Regions from separate parts of the Homo sapiens genome. Here region 2 is linked to region 1. The links are chromatin loops, found by intact Hi-C in ENCODE. Cell type or tissue: GM12878. All regions are shown on one strand. Links, peaks and the distances in the headings refer to the core of each region. The heading gives the core; the rest is flanking DNA. Region 1 overlaps TPM4 (tropomyosin 4). Region 2 overlaps MED26 (mediator complex subunit 26).

Region 1 (2,902 bases), core at 298-2,797:
AAGGAACTAAGACCAGGGGTGGGTTAAAAAAAAAAAAAAAAAAACCTTTCACTCTTGTAGAATAAGCCAGGAGCCGGCGTGTGGTAGACTTCTGGGCCTGTTTCCCGACAGCTGGTTTCGTTTAGATTTTTGTGTGATTAACTGACATCTTCCTGTTCCTTTGCCACATGTATCTAGCAAGCCTCTTTTACCTTATAAGGGAAATCCTTTGTAGCGTGTGGAAGGCTTTGATTGCAGGAAGGGGTGGAACCCAAAATGACTCGGCCGTGACTAGCAGTTTTTCAAAAATACATATATATGTATGCATGTACAGATATGCGTGTATCTCCCAACTCCAGACAGCTGAAAATCTGCCAAAAGCGTTGTTTGCCAGGATTCAGAATTTCCCACATAAGGGCTACTCACTTCTTAAAAGACAACTCATGAATCAAGCACCTCTGTTTGATCTTTAAAATCAATTCCTCGACTGCTAATGGGTACACAGTTTTTTGTTTGTTTGTTTGTCTTTGGCGGGTTATGAAAATGTCCTGGAATTCGATAATGGTGTTGGTTGCAGAGTGTTTTTGCAACATCAGTTCCTGGCCCAGTTACTGAAGGTGGTAGGAGGAGTTAAGATCTAGGCAATTAAAAAGAATGAAAGGCACCCATTCATGGGAAGGCCTCAGTGACGTTTCTTAAGACAGTTTCATCAGTGGTTTTCACAATTCTCTGCATTTGGTGTTTCAGAGGACACTGCAATACGAAACACCTGTGGGAGTGCCCTCTTTCTGCTTCTAGGAATCTGAGGCTGAGAAACCTTCCTGACTCTATTTGTGTAGTTTTTCGGCCACGTTAGCCTCATTCTATTTTTTTTTCCCCCAGTATGAACTCAGGGCAGGAGAGGGAGTGGTTTCCTAATAATTTTTTTTTTTTGAGACGGAATCTTGCTCTGTTACCCAGGCTGGAGTGCAGTGGCGCGATCTCGGCTCATTGCAACCTTCACCTCCCGGGTTCAAGCGATTCTCCTGCCTCAGCCTCCCAAGTAGCTGGGATTACAGGCGCCTGCCCCCACACCCAACTGATTTTTTTGTATTTTTAGTAGAGATGCGGTTTCACCATGTTGGCCAGGCTGGTCTCGAACTCCTGACCTCATGTGATCCACCCACCTCCGCCTCCCAAAGTGTTAGGATTACGGATGTGAGCCACCGCGCCCGGCCTTCCTAATAATTTTGATAGCCTTCCCCAGTTCAGGGATTCTTCATTTGTTCTGATAGGAAAAAGCTAGCGTGGCTTCCCTTTTCCTCTCGGTTGAGGCCCGTTTGACCCGTTCTCAATATTCCTTCCAAAGAGCAGGCATCGCTGGAAAACTCGCCTTGCCTCGTAGCCCTGGCAGGACCTAGGGGACAGGTTCTGACAAGGAAGAGCCCTGGGTGGGTCTTAAGAGGCCATTCATTTCTTACCAATTCTGAGTCACTGAATAAAACCACTTCCCCCAGTGGGGCCCCTCGGTTTCTTCACCTGTAAAATGGGTGCGATGTGTGAGGATGAAATTGCAGTAAAATAAAACCGTGGCAGTAAGAGATGCCTTTCTCTGGCACATCCCACCTGCTGGGCATAAGCGGCGCCACCCTCTGGAGTTACAGCCTCAAGGCAGTCCGGTAACTAATCAGGCTTTGGGATGGAGAGGGCCAGGATGAGGAAGCAACCTTCCCAACACCACGTGGCTGTGAAAATGACAAAGCACGGTCGGGCGCAGTGGCTCACGCCTGTAATCCCAGTACTTTGGGAGACCAAGGCGGGTGGATCACGTGAGGCCAGGAGTTTGAGACCAGCCTGACCAACAAGACGAAACCCTGTCTCTACTAAAAATACAAAAAAATAGCAAGGCGTGGTGGTGTCCGTCTGTAATCCCAGCTACTCAGGAGGCTGAGGCAGAATTGCTTGAACCCGGGAGGTAGAAGTTGCAGCAAGCCGAGATCATGCCATTGCACTCCAGCCTTGGTGACGGCGCAAGACTCCATCTCAAAAAAAAAATTAAAAAGAAAATGACAAAGCGGGGATTCCAGCCCAGCACTTTTTGGCCCTGGAGTTCCTGGTTTAATGCTTCCCATTGTACTTCCTTTCTTGTAGGTAAAAACACCTTGAAAAGCCAATAACACTATTGGGGTATGTCTTCCATGCCTGCAACCAAGTTTTCTTTCCCTTTCCATATCTTTTTGTCCTGCCATCTCTCAGCCAGGCGGATTGAAGGATGGAATTCCAACGAGGCTCCCCCGCCTCGTCCCACCTTGGTAATTGCATGGCCAACATTTAACTGAGGGCTCCATAGTCTTGCATTTATCTTGCCATTCAGGTGAATGGGAGCGGAACTCACAGGACACAATGAGCCGGGTCACTGATGGCCTTGCTTTCTAAGAATCTCACAGTGAGCCCTAGAACTCTCTACGTGGTAACACTGTGTGCCTTTTTCAGAGAAGAGCCTATCTTAGATCTTAGCCTAACGTTGGGTCTATTGTGTTGCTGGAGAGACCAGCACTGACATTCATCTCAAAGCACATGGTATGTTTGACTCCTATGTTGACTCAACTACCCATCTTGTACTGGGACACTCGCTTTTTTTTTTTTTTTTTGAGACGGAGTCTTGCTCTGTCACCAGGCTGGAGTGCAGTGGCACGATCTCAGCTCACGGCAACCTCCGCCTCCCGGGTTCAAGTGATTCTTCTGCCTCAGCCTCCTGAGCATGTGGAACTACAGGCACGTGCCACCACACTCAGCTAATTTTTCTATTTTTAGTAGAGACAGGGTTTCACCACGTTGGCCAGGATGGTCTCGATCTCTTGACCTTGTGATACACCCACCTCAGCCTCCCAAAGTGCTGGGATTACAGGCATGAGCCACCACGCTTGGCGATGCTCATCTTTTG
Region 2 (2,902 bases), core at 289-2,788, 510 kb after region 1:
CAGACAGTCTGCCTTCAATGTGCTAAGCATTCTAATGCCGTCCGCGGCTGAGTCACCTCGCCCACCCCCCAACCCCCAACACACAGTCGTGTCTGCTGAGGACACACGGGTGAATCAAACAGGGCTTTGCTGGGAGAGTGTGTGTCTGTGATTTGGTTCCCGCCACACCAAGTCTTCCTGCTTCTGACAAACTCCGCACGTGTTCCCAGGCAGCTGGGAGCCAAACTGCCTCTGGTGCAAGTCAGTACAAGAGGCGGCACCTGCATCCCCACCCCACCTCCACCCCAAGACCCCAGCTCTGCCCTCCCTCTCAGCTCTGGAAAGCGCAGCCCTGAGGGGTGCTGCTGTGCTTACCCTCAGGCGGGCCCCACCCTGCACTCTCCGCTCAGCCTCATGGGGCTGGTGCAGGTCCACCAGGCTCTGCCCAGTGAAGGCACCTTCCTCTGAGGGGACCTCATGGGAGCCTCAAACCCCAGGGGCAAAGCCTCAAGTTCACAGCTTCTCAGAGGAAGAATGACACTGGGAGGAACAATGACGGGAAGGTGCATGTCTCGGCCACAGCCACCAAGCTCACCACTTGAAAAGCACTTCCTGCTGGGGCCCTCCTGCTACTCCCAGGAGCAGCCGGCCACCTGAGTGGTCTGTCATGTCCATGTGGCCCTCCCTGTCCTGCAGCCACAGCTCCTGTAATGCTTGGGCAAGTATGCAATTGCATGCTACAACTCAGCCCGGGGGACGGGAAATGCCACCTGAGTACAGGCAGCACGCGGAGCCCTGACTGAACCCCATGAGCAACTCAGAAAGAGGAAGCCCAGGGCTTGGGGCAGAAGTAGGAGCTCCATCAGTAGGCATGCCTGACTTCTGCAGCGAGGGAAACTTGCAGATGAAGCCAGGAGGCAGGCAGCGCTGCTCTCCACAGCCACTGCCCCCACAGCGTCCTTCCCTCCCACTTTCTGTTTTTAGCAGCTCTTCCCAACCAAACTACCAACCTAGACTCTCCTGACCTCTGCTTCAGGTCTGCAGAACTTACGATTCTTACTGCCATTTGGCCCTTTGTGAAGGCACAAGAGCTCTCAAAGCTCATCTGTAAATTGACTCGTTGCTACGCGGATAGAACTGGAGCAGTGGGAAGCCAAGCGGAGTCCTGGTGATAGCACGCTGGGTGGGGGCTTCTCCCTCTCAGCCTCTCTCTTCTAGGAGCAGCTGATAAGAATGCCAGCTGCAGAAGACTGGAAATGACCCAACATCCTCGGGGGAAACACACACACAGTGCTCGGCCCATATATGTTCCGCCAAAGACAGAGCCCAAATAAGAACGAGCCAGCTTTTCAGGAATCAACAGGGAACAACCTTCAAGAGACTGCCAAGCACAGAGATGCACACAACAGCGCACCCTGTGCCGCCGCCTGGAAGATCCTAGCTGAGGCTGGGCAGACAAGGACCTGATGGTTGAGCCGCGCATAGCTGTAGCAGGGGACCGCACCTGGCCTCCAGCACTGACGCAAGCAAGACCTATCACTGACTGGAGCCCAGTTCCTCCTCTGAGAGCATGAGAAAACCACAAGATGGTGTCTGTAGAGCATGAATGGTGTGCTGGAGACCACGCCCCCAGGGGCCAGGCCACGAGGACCCGCACACTGCACTTTCTGCTGGGCTGCTCTGTGGTCTGTAAGATCCATTCAGGCAGGGCAGTGCCCAGCACGGTGCCTGGAGGCAGCCTCAGAGGCCCATTGAGAGAGGAAGCCGAAGGAGAGCAGCCCCCCGCCTGCCTGTCCAATTGGGCTGCTGTAAGATCCTGAGAACTAGTGACCTTCTAGAATTCCCCGAGACAAGTCATCAAATGCTCTCTGAGCACCGACTGCACACAGGTGCTCTACCAAACTCTGGGCCCGCTGGATGCTGGGAGGGGGCGTTAGGATCCCTGTGTACTGACCCGGAGGAGTAGACAGAGACAGCCAAGGTCAAGAACAGAAGCAACAGATAAAATGCCACCACTGAGGCTCTCACCCAGGCTGCCAGGAAACCCCAGGGGAGGACTACACTTGGCTCAGGTCCAGGGCCACCCCTTCCCCCACAGCTCCTGGGCTCTGTGTGGAGCTGGAGGGACAGGAGTGGGCACAGGGGCCTTCTCATTGGGCATTCCTGCAACGAGGGCCACGGTGCAGAGAACCAAGGACACTGTCACCCAAGAAAGAGTCTGGTGACTCTGTGGATCCCATGGTAACCACCATTTAAGGATGGACACTCACGCTATGATCCAGCAATTCCACTCCAAGCAGCACCTACAGAAATGCACTCAGAGCAGCTGTATCAGAACAGCCCCAACTGAAAACAGCCCACGCAGCCACCAACAGAACACCGAATAAATAAATCATGGTCTGTCCATTCAATGTTGGATGAACAAACTGCTGCTACACATAACCTCAAAGACAAATCTCAAAACAACGTTGAGTCAAAGAGCCAAACACAAAAAAACACATTTTTTTTTTGTCCTGGATTAAAAGGTCAAAAGCAGGCAAGACTTCTAGATGGTGAGAGCAGTCAGGGTAGTGGCAGGCAGAGAATGACTAGGAGAGGACGTTGAAGATGGCTTCAGGGGAAAGGCTCTGTTCCTTAACCTGGGTGGACTGGGGTTCTCAGATGTGTTCATAAATGTTCATTCAGCTGTAAAACTTGGGACTTGTACACTTTTCTAGATGTATATTTTCTAGACTATATTTACAAAGGTTGTTAAAAATAACCTACTGTGTGTGAATTCCATGATCTTAGAGGCCACCTCATCCTACAGAAACAGATGGTGAAGCTGTCAGGGTTGTGGAGGAGGGGGAGGTGTTGGCAAAGCAGCCCCTCGTTCCCCACGGCCCAGACCCTCTGAGAGCCCCACAGAACAAGGTCTGAAAAC

What was found. Hi-C counts contacts between places; a loop is a spot of excess contacts. Peaks named below come from ENCODE experiments on the same cell type or tissue, not always from the same donor. Only the 100,000 strongest peaks of a DNase experiment are listed, where the experiment ranks them.
Region 2: it touches region 1 in a loop (9-fold over the local background); 3 of 110 quality-filtered maps call a loop at or near these places.

The regions. Positions count from the first base shown.
Region 1 is chr19:16,078,806-16,081,707 of GRCh38, forward strand. All of the region lies in intron 1 of TPM4 (tropomyosin 4), which reads left to right. Among named protein-coding and RNA genes, the nearest start is that of TPM4, 3.8 kb to the left of the region's middle. RefSeq lists enhancers at 10-59, 250-319, 350-579, 1,676-2,403. In GM12878, for the core only: a CTCF peak has its summit at 1,588 (motif pointing left); DNase peaks (open chromatin) are centred at 686 and 1,487; H3K4me3 peaks cover 2,235 bases; H3K27ac peaks cover 2,500 bases.
Region 2 is chr19:16,587,050-16,589,951 of GRCh38, forward strand. All of the region lies in intron 1 of MED26 (mediator complex subunit 26), which reads right to left. Among named protein-coding and RNA genes, the nearest start is that of SLC35E1, 16 kb to the left of the region's middle. RefSeq lists enhancers at 1,331-1,380, 1,551-1,620, 1,871-2,040, 2,251-2,300. In GM12878, for the core only: a CTCF peak has its summit at 1,543; DNase peaks (open chromatin) are centred at 522 and 1,562; H3K4me3 peaks cover 2,084 bases; H3K27ac peaks cover 2,500 bases.